Regions from separate parts of the Mus musculus genome. Here region 2 is linked to region 1. A link is a loop called in an ENCODE intact Hi-C map of the cell type or tissue named here. Cell type or tissue: heart. All regions are shown on one strand. Each heading gives the region's core, and the rest is flanking DNA. Links, peaks and the distances in the headings are about the cores only. Region 1 overlaps Lhfpl1 (lipoma HMGIC fusion partner-like 1). Region 2 overlaps Trpc5 (transient receptor potential cation channel, subfamily C, member 5).

The links. Peaks named below come from ENCODE experiments on the same cell type or tissue, not always from the same donor. Only the 100,000 strongest peaks of a DNase experiment are listed, where the experiment ranks them.
Region 2: it touches region 1 in a loop (11-fold over the local background); 12 of 42 quality-filtered maps call a loop at or near these places.

The regions. Positions count from the first base shown.
Region 1 is chrX:145,303,365-145,311,364 of GRCm38, forward strand. The region is part of intron 3 of Lhfpl1 (lipoma HMGIC fusion partner-like 1); the gene reads right to left. Among named protein-coding and RNA genes, the nearest start is that of Lhfpl1, 42 kb to the right of the region's middle. In heart, for the core only: a CTCF peak has its summit at 4,066 (motif pointing left); no DNase peak of the experiment used is centred there.
Region 2 is chrX:144,397,331-144,408,518 of GRCm38, forward strand. All of the region lies in intron 7 of Trpc5 (transient receptor potential cation channel, subfamily C, member 5), which reads right to left. Among named protein-coding and RNA genes, the nearest start is that of Trpc5os, 54 kb to the right of the region's middle. In heart, for the core only: a CTCF peak has its summit at 6,350 (motif pointing right); no DNase peak of the experiment used is centred there.

The DNA.
Region 1 (8,000 bases), core at 1-8,000:
CTCAGCTGTTCCATGATGACTTTCGATTTCAGACTTCAGGGTTTCAATAGGAAGTAACATAAGGAGCTTTTCAATGGAGCAGAAGCTAAATGAGCAGAGAACTTTCTCCACTAGGTTTGAGCAAACACAGATGAATAATCTTCAAAGAGAAAGCAAAGCCGATGAATTCGAAAACAATTGCCAAACATCTTACTTCTCCTACCACAGCCTCCAGGAAAAAGACAGCCAAGACTATGAAAACATCTTTCTACTCACATTCCAAGCTGGGTATGCGTGTCACCAGCAGCCTAGAGAGGATGCCCAGAACCCAGTGAATATTCCAGAAGTCTGCCAAGCTACCTTGGCAGAGAAGGAAAAAACAAAACAAAACAAACAAAATAGAGAACAGAGAATTTCAGTACTTTAGGTAAGCACATTACTACTGGTAGTACTAACTTTGATCCAATCAGATCTGCTAAGGAGTACGACATTGTAGGTTGGCAAACTCATCATGAGCCAACCGAATGCTCTAAAGGGAAGGAAAGACCAGTTGATGGCACTTGCAAAGAAGCCAAATCCTCATGATGACAAAAATGTCCTCCATCTGATTTTCCTCTCCCAGACACACATTTCAGCGAAACAAATTGATTCCTATTGAAATCTCCCTTGGCATTCTGTACTTCTTTTTATTGGGTTTCTTGTATAGTTATCAGTTTTAGCTGTCTCTGCTCATCTTTTTCTTCAGTGGGGAGAAGCATGCCTCAGACCAATTTAAACTGTGTTTCTCTGTCTTTCTCCAGACTGACCTCCTGGACCCTTAAAAATTGCCCATATCATCATGTTGCCCTTTGTACAGCTCATTAATTCTACCTAGAACAGCTTCTTAGAATAGCTTTGGGCATTCTCCCTAAGGAGAGAAGGCAAAAACCAGCTAAGCAAATATTCGACCGCTTTCATTCAGCATGAGCTCTCTAGGACACTTGGCTTCTAAGCAATTGGTCCCTCTCCTCTCATATATACTCAATAGCCCTCTGCTTGCATCGACTTGAACTTTCTTAGCACTAAGCCAGTAACTGAAACAGAAGTCATTATTATTGGTCAAATACTTCCTCATGCCTGGCACTGTGGTAAGCTCTTTCAACAAGTCATTCTCTCATAGGTAAGATTATTAAAAAACAAAAAACAAAACAGGGATTAGGGTGAGGCAATATTCTCACTAATAAGGCAAGTGCTATGATGCCAAGTCACACAAGGATGAAGATGGGGATCAAATTCATTGTAAAGGGGATAGGGATGTTTTGAAGAAAAATCAGAAATTAAGCAGGCAAGGAAATGAGAAGAGGCAGTCTTAAGAAACACAATGTCAGCTGCAAAATTGAGGCGATGGGGAGAAACTTGGGTGTCTTAGTTAGGGTTTCTATTCCTGCACAAACATCATGACCAAGAAGCAAGTTGGGGAGGAAAGGGTTTATTCGGCTTACACTTCCATACTGCTGTTCATCACCAAGGAAGTCAGGACTGAAACTCAAGCAGGTCAGGAAGCAAGAACTGATTCAGAGGCCATGGAGGGATGTTCTTTACTGGCTTGCCTCCCCTGGCTTGCTCAGCCTGCTCTCTTATAGAACCAAGACTACCAGCCCAGAGATGGTTCCACCCACAAGGGGCCTTTCCCCCTTGATCACTAATTGAGAAAATGCCTTACAGTTGGATCTCATGGAGGCATTTCCTCAACTGAAGCTCCTTTCTCTCTGATAACTCCAGCTGTGTCAAGTTGACACAAAACTAGCCAGTACATTGGGTTTTCTGGATCACTGACATGGCAGAATATGTGTATGTCTGTGGTCCCTATAGGTCTTGTTGTGGACTCCATCCTCAAAGTAATGGGGAATTATACTTGGTAAGACAGAATGGCATCAGATTTGCATTTCATAAATATCACTTTAGCCTAAGAGGGAGATACCAAGGGACCTGTATGTAGGATCTCTAGCAATCTAAAAACAGGAGATAAAGAAGAAGAGGAAAAAAAAAGAAGGGGAATAATGAGATGGAGGGAAGGGAAGTAAGAGATTGCTCTAGTAACCCAGGGTAGAGTGCAAATTAAGAGAAGAAAGATAGGATTCTAGAGTTCTCCTTATGTGCCTCTGCATTATCGCATCTACAGATGCTGATGTCATACATTTGGATTAACATCATTATCAGTTATTTGTTATATAACTGTACAGTTTATCTCTTGAAACAAACTATAATCTCTTTTGAACTCTGCATTTTATACTGATTTATTCAATACTTTATAGTGAACATCCAAGATAGAATAATGAGTATTATCTCTATTTTGATATATTCTTAAATACTAAAAATTGCTAAAGGCTCAGTCCCAGAAACTTAATCTACCCTAGAACTTAGGAGTGAGGGAACCTTCATGCAGATCATTTACTGAGCCTTGTACTAGCAAGGCCAGCTTGAAGCGTTTGCTGTTTCTATTCAGACTCTAGTGCCTAACAGATACCTGTCATGGAGGCTTATAAAAATTTGCCCTCAAATACCTCAGAAATAACAAAGTCCCCAAATTATACCATCCAATATGAGCATAGTACTTCACAACTTACAACATACCATTTCTACTTACTCTCCCAGCTAATCCTGTTTCCTGAGTTCTAGCCATTCGTCAAGTTGTAGCTATAGGCAGGAATATTATTCTACAAGAAGGAATTAACAGAGAGATGAAGCATGTCTCAAAGTTCTCCCATTTCATCAGGAGGTGTCTATAGTGGCTGGAATTATTCAACTTTGAACCTGGAGAGTCGATGTGGTATAGGGAGCAGAGCCTGACATGACAGTTACAAGGAACTGCATCTGAAAGCATGTTCTGCCCCTTCCAAACTGGATCCCCAGGAGCAAGTCATTTACCCTTATTGAGCATCTCTTCCTCATGGTAAAAATAAATGTGACTACTCACTTTACAATACAGCTAAGGGGGTAAATACAATGGTATATTAAACAAGAAATCAGTGCAGAGCCTAGCATAATGAGTACTTTTCAGACCACCTGTCTCCTAGTCCTAGTCTCTGCAAATACCTAAAAGAACTTAAGATGCAGATATCTAGGCTTCCCTACAGATCCCCCATATCCATATCTCTGGGGAAGAGTCCAGTAGATTCCTAAGTCCAGCCCAATGGGGCCCGAAGTAAGGTATATCATTTAGCCTATTAATGAAAAAATGTGGAAAGACATCTATATTTCTTTAAAATTTCCCTGTGCTTGTTGCCATGCTAGGGGCATTCACTTGAGAGAGATATTTTTATCTTTCTCACCATTTCTTATAATTCACTTAGACGAGGTTTAGTGACTATTGTTTGTAGGAAACCATATGACATAGCTCTAACATATAGGTCTCTCTTCTCTGTAATCCCAACCTCATCAGGGGATTTCTCCTAGGAATGTAGCTGTTGCTTGCTTTGCTCTTTTGCAACCAGTTTATTATCCAGCCTCTGGGTTAGTCTGACCTATACCAACAACAGCCATGATCAAAGCAGTTGCCATTCACATTTACAGGGTGTGGGCCCTGAGCTGAACATATTTTATATGGTATCTCAACGCCATCCTCACTGACTGAGCCTTATGGCTTGGATGCTACACTGTTAACATCTGCTCTTAAAAGTAAACTCTGGCAGGGCGTGGTGGTGCACGCCTTTAATCCCAGCACTCGGGAGGCAGAGGCAGGCGGATTTCTGAGTTCGAGGCTAGCCTGGTCTACAAAGTGAGTTCCAGGACAGCCAGGGCTATACAGAGAAACCCTGTCTCAAAAAAAAAAAAAAAAAAAAAAAAAAAAAAAAAAAAAAAAAAAAAAGTAAACTCTGAGATTCTGCTTTTAAACAAAAGCTTAAGATAAGATTCAGCACCATTTTATAGGGAAAGGACTAACACACAATAAAGGTGAAAGAGGAAGCAGAAATTGGCACTGATGCTTACAGAAGCAACTCCAGGGGAGGAAATGGAAGCAAAGAAATTGTGATTCACATTCTAGAAAGTAAAGAGCAGAAGTGCTAAACCAAATGAATTTGCCTTGCTTTACTGCCATCGTGTGGTTGTGTGGTTGATAGACAACCAGCCCCTAGAACGTTAGTTCTCTTCCTGAGCCTGGGAGGCCCTCAGCAAGACAACAGGAGAATAAGGCCATGCAGTGGACTTGCCCTTGAGGCCTTTGGAAGAACCTTCTCTTCCTCTGGGGTTGCAGAACTGCAACCGTAACAAGCAACTAATTCAGGGTTGAACACCCTTTCTCACGTGGATTATTTCAAGAAAAAGAGAAATGTACATAAAAGCACCTCTGTCATTTCTTCTAGTCAAAACGAAAATAACTTCATATTCCCTGGGATGTATAGAGTGTCATTACTCTAAATTTCTCACTATTTTTAATCTAGAAGCTGATCAGTGAGAAGATCTAACCAATTAGAGTTCTAATTTCTACCTCTCACAGGCAAGATTATTGTTTCAAAATTTTTCGGTGCACTTCTCTAACACATGAGCAGAACCGGTTCTGAAGATAATTGATTTCTCACATTGCCTATGGGTAAACGGGTTTAAAGAAGTGAAGTGGGTCATCTATGGCCAGACAGTAAGATAGGGATAAAGCTACTGCACAATGTAAAGGTGTGTTAGGCAGCAGACATATGCAGTCGAATAAAGTTGTTTCATGACCCATTAATTCCTTCTGGTCTGCTTCAACTTAGCTCAATTTCTCCTCTTTGTGGAAACACATCTCTGTTGTTCACGTACATAACTCTGAGGTTTTCAGCAATGTCTAAGCCCTGAATTTCCCAGGACTCTCAACATTCCAGCTAATGCTACCCCAAAAGATAGTGGCTCTGCACAATGTCCTTAGCTAAATACATTTTTCTCTCAGACAGCTACCAGCAGTGATTCTCAAACTATTATTGTGTATAAGATGATTATCCTAAGTACATTGCATTTTTACTGTATATTTTAATGTATAAAAGATGATATTTTGATGTATATGTAATAAGATAATTACTAGTTAAACAAATTAACATATTTATCTCCTGCTACAGTTATGTGTATGCTAAAACACTTGAAAATATACTTTTTGAGAACAGGGGGAAAAAGACAGATATGAAGATAAATGATTAATGGAGAGCAAGTCATAACAGGGAGCTAAGTAGGTATATAGGACCCTTGGTTTTCTGAAAGTGGTAAAAGATTCACATCTATAGGCAGGCTTTATTACTGGAGCTAGTAACCCGGCTACTCACCCACCTAGTACAGTGCTCTGTACATGAAAACAGAGAAGCCAGGTCTCAGAGTGGGGAAGTGATGTGCCCAAGCAAGCCTAGGAAGACTGAAAGCAGAATAAGCAGTTTACCCTTGTCAGGCTGACTTCTCCCACACTCTACTGCCCCACTGTGGATGCAAAGATGCTTGCTAAGCCAGCTGTGTGCTGGTGAGCACAGCAGACTGTCCACAAAAAGGCTGTTACTTGTATGTGGGACATGTTCTTCTAGCTAGGCTGCCTTGTCTGGCCTCAGTGGGAGAGGAAGTGCCTAGTCTCACAGAGACTTAAAGTGCAAGGGTGAGGGATACCCAGGGGCCCCACCTGCTCAGAAGAGCAGTGGAAGGGGATAGGGGAAGGACTGTGGGAGGGGTGACTATGAAGGGAGCAGTGAGCAGGATATAAAGTGAATAAATGAATAAATAAATAAATAAAATTTTAAAAAGAAAACTGAAAGAAACGAAAGGTAACAGGAAATTCCTGGAAACTGAACCCTGGAAGGTCAAATCCCAAGTCACCATAAAAGGCTTTGAACTGTCCAGAATGGGCGGAAATGTTAAGAGAGCAAGGGAAATGAACCACTAGAGAAAGGAACTACAAGGAACACACACATGACCTTTGGTTATCCTCTATCACCAACCTTGGTCAAGATGGATGGGCCTTTCCTTTCTTGTCTCCATTCTGAAAGTTTGGGGCCTCTCCTCCAAAGGGACTCTGACAATAACAAGTTGCATTAATGCAGCATTGTGCCTTGTATCTAATGGTGACTTTCCTCTATCGCCCCAATCCTACAAGAATCAATACTATTAACAATCCCCATTGATGAAATACTGAGAAGTTAAGGAGTGTGCCCAGATTTGTACAACTAGTAAGTGGCGGGGCTCACATTTGAAGACAAGTCCAGCACTGCTAACCTGTGAATTTATTTTTCATGTTATATAGGCCACAGATTCTAAAGCTGTTGCCCACGGCCCTACGGGGTCATGTAACAAAATATGGGAGGGTAATGAAAACCTTAGCAAGAACAAATGGTTTCTGAATGCACAACGGACACAAGTTAATTCAAAATCACACTTATAATGAATCTGAGGTGTTCCTGGCAGCACCTTGACCAGGCTCCATCGTGCAACTTCAGTGCAGTCATGATTCTGAATTTACAACATGGTGCATTTAGTACTGTGCATTCTCTCACCTCACACCATGTGATGGCAATAAACACAACCTGGAACATGGGCTTGGATTCAGTACTGCCGTATATTATAAATTACAAGGATTTTACTATACATGCAAAGTTTGATGATCTTGCAGAAACAGTGATTAAATTAAGGAAAACAGAATCTTTTAATATTCCCCTACTGTCATTCTTTAGTATATAAGCATTGAAATAGTATATCTTTGGATTGGATTGTGTTAGTAAAGTTGGATTTTAAAAACTGCTGCCTTTATGCACGGGGGCTACACAAGTCCAAACAGATGGTATCCCAGCACAGAGAGGGAACTGAACTTGAGGTCCCATCCCTACCACAGAAGCCATCTCCAACTGATAACTACTCACAAAGGACTAAGCAGTGTTTGTCTGTAAAGCCTCTCTGGGTATACAAATTGCTCTTTAAGGTCAGACCACAGGATGCGCGGTAGATGTCCAGCACAAAACAAACTCAGTGGTATTTTTTTTAATTAGGTATTTTCCTCATTTACATTTTCAATGCTATCCCAAAGGTCCCCCATACCCACCCCCCCAATCCCCTACCCACCCACTCCCCCTTTTTGGCCCTGGCGTTCCCCTGTACTGGGGCATATAAAATTTGCAAGTCCAATGGGCCTCTCTTTGCAGTGATGGCCGACTAGGCCATCTTTTGATACATATGCAGCTAAAGACAAGAGCTCCAGGGTACTGGTTAGTTCATATTGTTGTTCCACCTATAGGGTTGCAGTTCCCTATAGCTCCTTGGGTAATTTCTCTAGCTCCTCCATTAGGGGCCGTGTGACCCATCCAATAGCTGACTGTGATCATCCATTTCTGTGTTTGCTAGGCCCCGGCATAGTCTCACAAGAGAGAGCTATAACTGGGTCCTTTCAGCGAAATCTTGCTAGTGTATGCAATGGTGTCAGCATTTGGAAGCTGATTATGGGATGGATCCCTGCATATGAAAACCTTTTTTCTCGTGTTTTGTTTAGGCATTTTTTTTGCCCTAACCATCTTTTGTTTATCTATTATAGTTTCCAAGTTTGATTTTTTATGAGATATTTGTGTGTGCATGTGTCTACATGTGTATTGTTTCTAGAGGATTTTTTTTCTGTTTGTCTGTTTTATGTTTTATTTTGGTTTGTTTTTAATTTTTATTGGTTTGCTTGTTGTTTAAAGAAAGAGAGTGAGAAGGCATGGAGTTGGATGGGCAGGGTTCTGGGGAGAACCTGGGAGGAGACACAGGAAAGGAAATTATGGTCAGAACATACTGTAGGGAAAAAAATGTGCCTAATAAATAAATAATATAGCAACAAAGCATAAAAATAAAAACTGCTGTTTGAGTTGATGAATTAAATTTTAGAAAAAGTCAGTGAATTTTGGCTTGACTTTAACACAGCACTTGCGGTAGCTTCTGAAGTGGCCCTAACAGGTTGGTACTCCATATTTATGTGAACTTGTCCTCCCAGCACCGATAATTACAAAAGCAAAATACCAATCAAATGAAAACTATGGAAGATGCTATAAATACGTTCATACTCAATATTC
Region 2 (11,188 bases), core at 1,985-9,984, 900 kb before region 1:
CCAGCAAATAGACCATATGGTTTGAGCCACTGCTTGATTAAAAGCTATTTGTATACTGATGACTGTGAACAATATGAGCAATAGAATCTGGCATATAGTTGCTGGTTTCATTCCCAATTTGCTGTCAATTGAATTGCAGGATGATACATGTGGCTTTCATCAACACATTTATTTAAACCTCCCCTAATATATAATGCCTAAGAGGTTTTTTTGTTTTTTTTTTTTTTTTTTTTTTTGCTTTGATCAGCCCAGGACTAGTCTTTCACCTTATATGGTACACTAATCATACATCGCTTGTGTCTTGTCTTGTTTACTTCAAGTGTCTGCTGGTGACGCCAATGCCTTCTTTCTGCCTTACCTTCTCAGACTCCACTCTAACTTTGGAACATATAGATGATGACTTTTGAAAATCAGCCACGCAACCACAAATAGTGGTCCTTTCTCTTCCAACTTTCCAAAAGCTTTAGGACTTTATTGCTACCATCATGTCGCTAGGCGAGACACAACTTCAGTGGTGTGTTCTAATCCATGTGTGGGCCCTGCTTTGTCTTTGAGATCATGGTCTCCTACAGAGCAGGCCAGCGTTTCTATTTGCTTTAGTGCCTTTTGCTGCGTGGATCCATACTCTAACCATAGAACAACCTCTGAGGTTGCTGACTTCTTCAGAGTATAAGCACATGGATCTTGGTGGAATGAACGTATCTCTTCAATTTCACATTTCTCAACAAATGCAAGCTCAAGGTTATTATTCTTGCAAACTATGGAGCCAATTTCTTAAGTGTTCTTGACAGTCTTATGCATTCCCTTGAAACTCCTGCCAGCAGCCATCTTGCTTAGCAAATTGAACAACTTTCTAAGACAACAAAGAGGGGGCAAAACAACACAAACCCAGGGAGAGCAAAGCGAATAATAACCCTTAAAGAGAAAGGCCATCAACCAGGAATCTTTGGCCTTAGGGACAACTCATCAGAAGGGTATTTTGACATCCTTTACAGTAATTATCTCTTCCTTCCTTCCTTCCTTCCTTCCTTCCTTCCTTCCTTCCTTCCTTCCTTCCTTCCTTCCTTCCTCCCTTCCTCCCTTCTTTCCTTCCTTCCTTCCTTTCTTTATTTATTTTTATTTTAGTATATAATAGAGTTTATTCAGGGCATGGAGAGGGGGGTTAAGAGGGTAGTAGAGGCAGAGAAAGGCAGAGAGAGGGAGAGAGTAGAGAAGTAGAGGCCGGCCATGACCACATGGAGAGAGGGGAGAAGAAGATGGGGAGAGAGGGGAGCAAGGGAGCAAGAGGTGAGAGAGAGGCAAGAATAAGAGGTGCTTCTTTTATTTAAACATAAGACTAGCTCTGCTTCCTCAGGATGGAAAAGCAACAGAAATTGCTGTGGCACACACGCCCTAAACAAAAGTGAGAATAGTCATTTTTTCTGTCATCTCAAGGGATGCCAATCTCACTTAGGATACCTTTTTCTCCAAGTAGAATTGGGGGTTTGTGTCTTAAGTATTGCTGCTCATCAGACTTATGTGGGGCAAATGTTAAAAATGTGGATTTGTGGAGCTTACCAAAATGTATACATTGCTTCCTATAGAGTAAAAATGTAATTTAAAAGCTATATTTAAAACATATACTTTAACTCTCTTCTATCTATACACACGCACCCCTTTCTGAGATGGAGTTGCTGTAACTCAGGCTGGCTGGGAACATAAGATGTAGCCCTGGCTGGTTTTACAGTCTGAGCAACTTTCCTGTTTCAACCTCTCAAGTGCTGAGTGTACCAGTCTGGTAGCCCATGCTAGTTTTCCATTTTTCTTTCAATTCATTAAACAAAACAAAACAGGCATGTTCAAAACTCTGGTGCTCAGTGTCTTGCAAGGCCAGACTCCACCCTTTAACTTAGCACTTGTGTGCTGTACTCTAGGGAGGGTTGGTTTTCTGTTCCTCAACACTGGGCAAAATTGTTCTGTTTGAGGCTCCTAAGGCGTTAGCATGAACTGCTCATTCTGACGCTTGTCGCGATTACTTTGAATGCTTTATTGACTTCAACAGAACCTGTACCCAGATGCAAAGCATCAGGGGCAGGGAGCTTTCCAGCTTGAACTCAGTGTCCACTCATCGCCCACAGCATCTTTTGTAGTGGAACACTGATGCCCTATGATAGCCTATTATGTCCTTTGAAACTTCATGAGTGGTTGTGACAACGGGGGGGTGCAATGCTCTAATAAGCTGCCACTGTGTCTCTGCCTGGATCCCATGAAACAACTGGTGAACATGTTCCCCAGCTATGGTTACTGGGTTGTTTTGAGAGAGACCATCTTGATACATAACTCAGGATGACCTTGAACCCACCCCCCTCCTCAATTTACTCCCCAAATGCTGGGGTTACAGTTGTGGGCCAGTATGCCCAGAAATGAGATTTTTAAAAATGAATCTATTCTTTGATATATTCATACATATATGTAGTAAGTTCTGATGACACTCATGTCTCCATCCCCTCTTGTCCTCTCCCTACCTGCTGAGGTCTGCATATTAGTAGCCATTCTGTTCCATGGCTGTCAGCTATTTCATACTGTTGCTGTAATATGCCTGCCAGTCATTGACACAGAAAAATGACTTGACTCAGAGCAAGGTCATGCTGATCCCATATCCTGTTATGTTCTGTATGTTATCTGTGTGGTTGGTTAATCTTAAGAAATTCCACAAAGCTTCATGTAGGGCCTATCAAATTAAAGGACAATGTGAACTGTTATGTCTAAAATGACTTGAGTCAGAGCCAACCCCTGGGCAGCACTTTCTGTGCCTGCTAATGAACTCATTGTGTGTGTGTGTGTGTGTGTGTGTGTGTGTGTGTGTGTGTGTGTGTGTGTTTCCTTTCTAAGCTGACAGAGAAAGACTTTCAGGGTCGTAGCCTCAGATAATTCTGAGCTACATCCCTGATCAATTATTATTAGGGTGTGTGTTCAATAAACCATCCCTGTCTTACTGTTTGTATGGTTTGTGGGCGACTCATGGACCCCAACACACCTTCTACTAAGTTCTCATCCCACTTTCAAGGTTATTTTTTCCTTTGTGAGCAACCAGATTTAATTAGCACCACTTATGTGTAAATGGGTGTAAAGCTATCCAATAGACCATGGGTAACTTGCCAGTGGCTATATCACTGAAGACAATAACGTCTACTTAACTGACTCTCACGTACAATCGAGTTAAGGAATGAATAAATGAATAAACTTGCCACGTGAAACTTGAGACATGAGCTCAGGCATGTCTCAACATTTATGAGAAGGTTGTTTACCTGGAACAAGCAGATAACATTGTCAAAGACATATGCAAGCATGCTTAACAAAGTGTGCAGGGCTGTATTAGGTATATATATATATATATGATATATTATTGATGCCACATATTAAAACCTGGGACTATATTAATTATTATCATGAAGTCTACAAGTGAGGCAGACTTTCTTTCAATTAAACAATTCATTTATCTCCACGCATGAAATACTTGTAAAGAATATAAATCCAGTTATCTCTTTTTTTTAAAACAGGGTTGACAAAGTATAAATCAGATTGCCCGAAGCTTCTTTCTATCAATTCATAAAACGTATTTACTAAGGACCTAATATGTCCCATTTTACTAGGAAGCAGTGGGATATGAAGAAAACAAGTGATAGTCCCTAGTCATGAAGCTTTCTTAGGTCTTCAAAGGTTGAAAAGATGCATACTTTAAAATCAATCCTGTAACTGGGAAACCTAGCCTTGCAGAGACTGGGTTGGTGGATATCCAGGGAAGAAAAGGCAGGGTCTGTGGGCCCTGGAAGGGGGTTAGGGATCGGGATGTAAAGCAAATAAAATATATTTTTTAAAAAGAGCCTACAATATTCTAGAACATGAGTTCTAGTTAAAATGGAGACCCTCGCTGGGTGTAGTGGCGCACACCTTTAATCCCAGCACTTGGGAAGCAGAGGCAGGCAGATTTCTGAGTTCGAGGCCAGCCTGGTCTACAGAGTGAGTTCCAGGACAGCCAGGGCTATACAGAGAAACCCTGTCTTGAAAAACCGAAAAGGGGGAAAAAAAAGGAGACCCTCTGCTCTAAAACATCTCTGCATCAATCAGTTTACCTGTGTGACATGTATAAATGAGGTTTTACAAGCAAAAACCCTGGCATCATCTTTTAGAATCCGCCAGGCGATCCTCTTTATAGCCAGGCCAAGGAGACTGGATGGGGTTAGTGGAGAGATTTATAAACGCATCGATTCAAATTTTGTATAATAATTCTTGGCTCTGGGTTGGGGAGATGGCTCAGCAGTTAAGAGCACTGACTGTCCTTTCAGAGGTCCTGAGTTCAATTCCCAGCAACCACATGGTGGCTCACAACCATCTGTAATGGGAACTGACGCCCTCTTCTGGTGTGTCTGAAGACAGCAACAATCACTCACATATAAAATAAATAAAACTTTAAAAAATGTTGATTCTTTAATGAGAAGAGAAGTCTACAATGCTTGCTTTTCTTCTACTCTGCAAGATTTCTGATGTGCCACAATTATTAGGAGAGACTTGGAGATACCTATGTTTCTCATCAAGACTTTGTTATACAGGGAAAAGTGGGACGGAGAGCAAAGGAAAACAGAATTGTGTGAAGAAAACAAAGGCATAAACGAAACAGAGAAGGTTGGGTATGTAGGAGAAGGAGGATAGGAGGGAGGGAAGGAAAGAGAGAGGGAGAGATGTTATATTCTTTTACGCTGATATGCTCTCTAGTCCCCCTTTAAAACAACAGATTTATCTTGTGCCATGTTCAATTGATGTCCCCGAGAGGCCTGCTCTTTTCTGTGGGGGTAGGAGGTTGTAAGCTGGGGAGAGGGAGTGGATCTGGGGTAGAGGAGGGATTTGACAGAATTGGATGGAGTGGAGGGAGGGGAGGCTTCGGTCAGGATGTATTGTATGAGACAAGAGTAAATGAAAAGAAATGTAAAAACAGCAGGTTTACCTTAACAACTGAGATAATACAAATCGGCTATTATATCTCAAGCAATAGGCAGTGTCTCTGATAATACTCTAGGTATTTTGGTTAGTGAGTAGTCAACACTCCAAGCCCATTTTATCTCTGGTGATCACAGGAAGAGAAAGGCTTTGTTAATGTTAATTTGGAACACACATTTAATGTTTTCTAAGTGTTGTGTGCGTGTGTGTGTGCCCAAAAAAGCCAGAAGAGGGCATTGTATCCTCTGGAACTGGAGTCAAAGGCATTTGTGAACTGTCTGACATCTTTGCTAGGAACCTATTTCCACTCTTCAGCTAAGGCAACAAGACCCTTAAGTGCCGAGTCATGTCTCCAACACCATATTTAGCTCTTCAATTCAAAGCAGAAGCTGGATTCGTGGTGACACACCTGCAGCCTGAGACACGGAGGCACAAGCAAATCCTGTCTGTAAGAGCAACACAGTGAGCTCTTGTCTCCAAACACTGAAACAAAAAGCAAGCAGCCCCCCCCCCCTGGAAATCTCCATCCAATCAGAAATCATTTGTTGTTCCAGCCAAAGGATTGGTAGTATCCAAAACAAGGGCTCTGAGAATAGGGGAGAAGAAGAGGCACACACCTTGGTAATGACCTCTGGGCCATGGACACCTGTCTACAAATGTAGTTTGTAATTTATGAAGAAATCATCCTGAGACCAATCTTGAGGGAGATTCTGTTTTCAACCAGGAGCAATTGTTATCTCCATGAACCCTCTCCTGGAACTCTTTTGAAGTGTACACTGGTAGCTGTTAATCTACGGAGGTTGCTGGCATCTTTGGCTTGGGAACTGCTACCCAGATCGGAGTCTTTGCAAAACCACAATGATGGTGATATTTCCTGTGCCTCCAATCACTTTTTCTTGCTTGTGTCCCTCCCCACGCTTCCTCAGGCACATACAGAGAGAGGCATTAAGGCTAACTGGTAACTGACATAGTCCTGTTTCTGTTAGATTGAGGCAAGATAGAATCTCCATGACAACTATTTATGTTTCTGAACACCCAGGACAGGCATCGTTTCCGATACAGAGAAGCAGTGCAGGTATCTACCCTGTTAGGTTGCCTTTTAATAGCAGGAAAGAAAAGAATGTATTCTTCCCATTTCTCCTTGCCCCTCTGTCAGTCACTGAAACACTTGACATTCAGCAGAAAGCAGCATAGGCTACGACTGCACTTGGAAAACAGAGTTTGGAGCTCAGCAGAACCCTTCTACCACATGCTGTGAATCTCAAGGTGAATCGCTTTGTGCCCAGCAGATACACTCCAAAGGCTTGCGAACACACAAAATCAGAAGGCTGGGAGCGACAGAATGAAGAAAATGCTGTTCCTAAGGTTGACCACCAGGGGGCGAGCCAAACCAGACCCAGACAGAGAGGAGCAGTCTGAGCAGTGAGCAGTTGCTGTTGGCTGTACATCTTTTGCCAAGAGTGCTTCGGTCTCCATCCTGGAGAAGGGTGCTGGCCAGTTCGTTTACTAGTATGGGCATAATTGCAAGAGATATTTTAGGCATACAAGATCGGTTTGGGAAATAAACAGGCAGAGGGCCTAGGTGTTCCAAGGCAGGCATTTGAGAGAATGGTCTTGTCTGTCATGCTCAGGAGTACAGTGGCAGACTTGTTTATTCTGTGGTTGTAGGCTGGTTTTCTGGCAGCATATTTTTTTTTTCGAGACAGGGTCTCATATGTAGCCTTGGCTGGCAGGGAACTTGCTATGTTGATTAGGTTGACCTTGAACTCACCAAGATCTGCCTACCTCTAGTTCTGGAGGGCTAGGATTAAAGGCATGAGCCATGTGCTGGAGAGGCCCGGTCATCAGCACTTCTTGTTCTTGCAGAGGGCCCAGGTTCTATTCCTGGGAGGTAACAACTATCAGTAACTCTAATAACTTCTTTCCTGGCCTCTGAAGGCACTGGGTGTGCAAATACTACACAGACATGCACGCTGGTAAGACCCATCCACATTAAAAAACCAAACCCGAATCTTAAAATATTGTGTTATATCATTTAAGTTGATATCCCTGGGAGGTCTGCTCTTTTCTAAAGGGAAATGGAGTGGATCTAGAGGAGAGGAGGCGAGGCACTGGGAGGAGTGGAAACTGAGGTCAGAATTGTTTGAGAGAAGAATAAAAGTAAGTAAGTAAATGAATAAATACAAGACTGGGAAAAGAATAAAGATGTGAGCCACACCGTTCTCTGACAGAATTAAGGAAAGAGTTGAGGGAAAAGTGTGTGTTTGATGTCTGGTTGCCATGAATGAGAGAGAGAGAGAGAGAGAGAGAGAGAGAGAGAGAGAGAGAGAGTCGGAGGTGTAGAGCATAAGGACTTAGCAAAGACGACAGTTTGCAGAAACAAGACAGTGTCTCCACAGGATCCCTTTGCTTAGAAGCCCAGAGACAGTGAGTCAGTCAGCTAAAGGGAGGGAGGGCTGAGGTTGAATAGACGCTAGATATCCTGTGTGCATCATGGCCTTTGAATTAGAATGCAAGTCAAAAGGAGGAGGTATGATACTGTTGTTACTTTAGATTGGGAGACCTTACTGAGAATTTGTCCTTGGCTAATATCAGAACAGAAACTGAAGACAAGAAATACCAAATGCTGGCCTGGGTGGGTCGGTGAGGGGAGACAATGAATTCCCATACACGATTGATAGGAATGGAAATTAGACTAGCCATTATGGAGAACAAAATGGAGGCGCCTCAACAAAAGAAAAACAGAATTCATAATATCCAACTGTCTCACTTCTGGACATACACACAAAAGACATGGAAATCAGCATACCAAAGGGATATCTGCATCCAGATGTTTATTGTGGCCGTATCACAATAGCTAAAATACAGAATCAACCTAGGTGCCGATCAACAACACATTGGATGGGTAAAGAAAACACTAGGAGTATGCACAATGGAGTAGTACTCTGCCATTAAGGAAATGAAATCCTTCTCTTTTGCAACAAAATGGATGGAAATGTAGGGCATTATGTTTAGGTGAAATAAGCCAGATTCAGAAATACAAGTAGAACACATTCTCTTTCACAAGCACAGGCTCTTAAGAAAGGTTGACCCAAATGCATAATTGCTAGAGTTGGACCAAAGGGAGGTTAGATACATAGAGGCTGGATTTCTATAGTGCTTGCTGTATACATGTAATGAGATAGCATACTAAAACTAGCTAACGCATATAACTTAAGCATGCTAATCAGAAAGGAAACAGAAAGTCGTTTCAATCTCTCTGCCTCAGCTTCCCCATTTATAAAATGAAATTACTAGTAATACCTCACAAAGTGGGTGTAATGGTTTAATGATATAATACACACTGAATGTATTTGTATAACGTATAGCTCATAATGAATGGTGGTCATTAATAGTGATTATAGTGATAATAATAGATAGAAAATAATTGGTTCAGTGCCTGGCAATTGATAAACACATGCCCAAATGCCAGTTATTCTGATTTATTATATAGTAACTACTGAATTTTGACATCTTAGAAAAACTCTAAAACCTCTTAGATTTGGCTAAAGATGGTGAAAATGGGACTTGTCCAGGCGGTTAGCTCAGGATGCTGGGCAGAACTCCCATAGACATCAGTGATGGAGCCCAGAATGAGGATGTATGGAGGCAGACAAAGCAAGCTCACTCCCGTTGTTATGGTTATTCAGACAAGATCTAGAGCCTCGTTGGAGCTCCTAGATACACGAGTCTTCTCCCTGGTTCTCTACCGTGTGCCAGCACCATCTTTACTGGGGCAAAAAGAACTCCATTCATATTGGAAAGGTTTCCCAAGGAAGCAGCAATGGTAGAAAGGAGTGAAGGGCACTTCTCCAGTCTTACTGCTTCCAGCAAACACCAGGACACTCTTAGCTGGTGCACAAGCTATTTCCTTGCCAGAGATAAGAGCTCAGCCCTGCAGTCACTTTTCTGTCTTTTCTAAATTTGAGCCATACTTCAAAGTCAGATCAATATATGTATCTTCTACCTATACTTATGACAATGCAGTTAAATGATACTGGTTGGACTACCACTGAAAGAATAGGTATCACTCAAGTCGTTCAAACCTTGCAGATATTAATAATATGAACACTGATTATACAGGGACGAAGAAGATGAAGAGCTGAACATGGGACACTGAGGCAAGCCAGCATTTAGTAATAATAGGGAGCACCTCTTTTTCCAGTGTTTGAAAGGTAACATGAAGAGGTACTGTTAACATAACCTAGAGACTGGCGCTTCCTCACAAGACCTAGTTGACAGATGAGGCAAGCTGCCTTAATCTATACTACATGGCTGCCCAGTTTCTAATCCCTGCTAGTCTGACTGTTGTTGGACCCATGCTTTTGGTAATAACTGCTAGCTAATACACTCATGATAATAGGGCCGTTGCTCCTTTTCTCTTTAAGGGGATGCTTTATATGTTTTGATGGATGGGCGTGTCTGTTTTCTCCTTCAGGACATGTGGCAGTCCCTGATCAGATTGCTCAGGGTGTTTTGGCAGCATAGAAAGCAGAAACTGAGGTGAGCGAGAGTCAGTATTGAGATTGCTTGAGGGCTTCCCAAAGGGAAGAGCCATCTAGTGACATCTGAAATGGCTCTGTCGCAACTTCATGCAATTTCTAATGCTTCTTGAAATGAGCAAGTCTTTCACCTGGAAAGGGACTTTGGTTATTGCTTAGATTCATTCCAGCTTTCAGAGGTAGGACTGTTTAGTAGGCCTGAAGGCTGGAGGGCTTTATACTGTCTTCTGCGTTCTCCAGAAACAACTCCTTGGGAGTTGAGCCAGGCCCAGGATTTTTCCTGGAAGAAGTCAGGCCTGATAGTAGGGCTTTTATCCCTTGACGAAGACAATAAAAGCTTTTATCACTAGAACTGGTTAGGCTAAGGAGATTGGATAGTTTGGAGTTGTGATAGAACTAGGTAAAGAATGACATTGTGCTATGGCTCTATTTTTTAAAAGGTATGTGTGTGAATGTTTTGTGTGCCACTGCATTTTCTAGAACTGGAGTTACATGAGCCACTGTGTGGGTGCTAGGACCTGAAATGGGGTCCTATTTAAGAGCAGACAGTCCTTTTAACCACTGAGTCATTTCTACAGCACAGTTCTTGTGGAGCACATGCATTTCAAGTAAGGGGCAATGTGACAGCGTGGTGGGGTCAGACTGACCCAACGACTAGCATATTGTGAACAAAGACTAAAGAAATAAGAAAGAAACCAAAGTAATCACATTCTTGACCCGAGTTCTGGGCCATGGACACTCAAATGGTCCAGAAATATAGTTTGTAACTTACAAGGAGAACACAGTGAAACCAACCTTCAGGAAGAACCAGTTTTTAAACAAGGGAGCAATTCTTTCTGAATCTCAGCCCAGAACTCTTTTGAAATACAAATATAGCCATTTTTTTAAAAAAAAAAAAATCTCCGGAATGCCCACTGATAATTGTTATTTTCTATGGAGGCTGCTGGTATCTTTGACTTGGGAACTGCTGTCCAGATCTAAGCTTTTGCAAAACCACAATGATGGTGAGATTTTCTGGGCTGATCTCTTTTTCTTGTTGGTATCCTTTCTGATTATTCTTCAGACATATTTCCCTCATGGAGCCTCTCTTTGCTTATCTGATCTCAGGAAGAGCCAGGATCCATACATTGAAGTTGTCATAGATGACTGGCTACCAGCTCAGATCACAGTTGTTTCCGAACTGGGAACAAAATATTAAGGGAAGAAATACATGAATAGCATCGCAAAATCCGCCTCTGAACACTGGCAGTTTACGGTAACTTCATGTATGTTTCTCATTTGTACATTTTTTTTCTTGTTTAGATTGGACTGCTTGTTAAAGCAGACCATCTCACCAGCATCTTTAAATCCTTCACAGGCCACTGATAGTGCTCAGCTGCTGTGCTTAACCTTTGAACTAGAATAAACACTGGATAATTTCCCAGTGAGATTTGCTGACAACCGAATTCCTACCAAGGCTGAAGCAGCCTGTGATACCCTTTGAAAGGGGAGATATCAATCTCCAGTGGTTTCTCTTTCTGATGTCTTTCCCCCCTATAGCAGAGGCCTTCTTCTAAAGGGACATTTCTGAAGCTAGAGACGTTACAAATGGAATGAAATCGACTTTCTACTTCTTTACAACCTACAAAAACTCAGCTATTTGTGCAATTGGGTTGTCCAATATCAGTATTCTA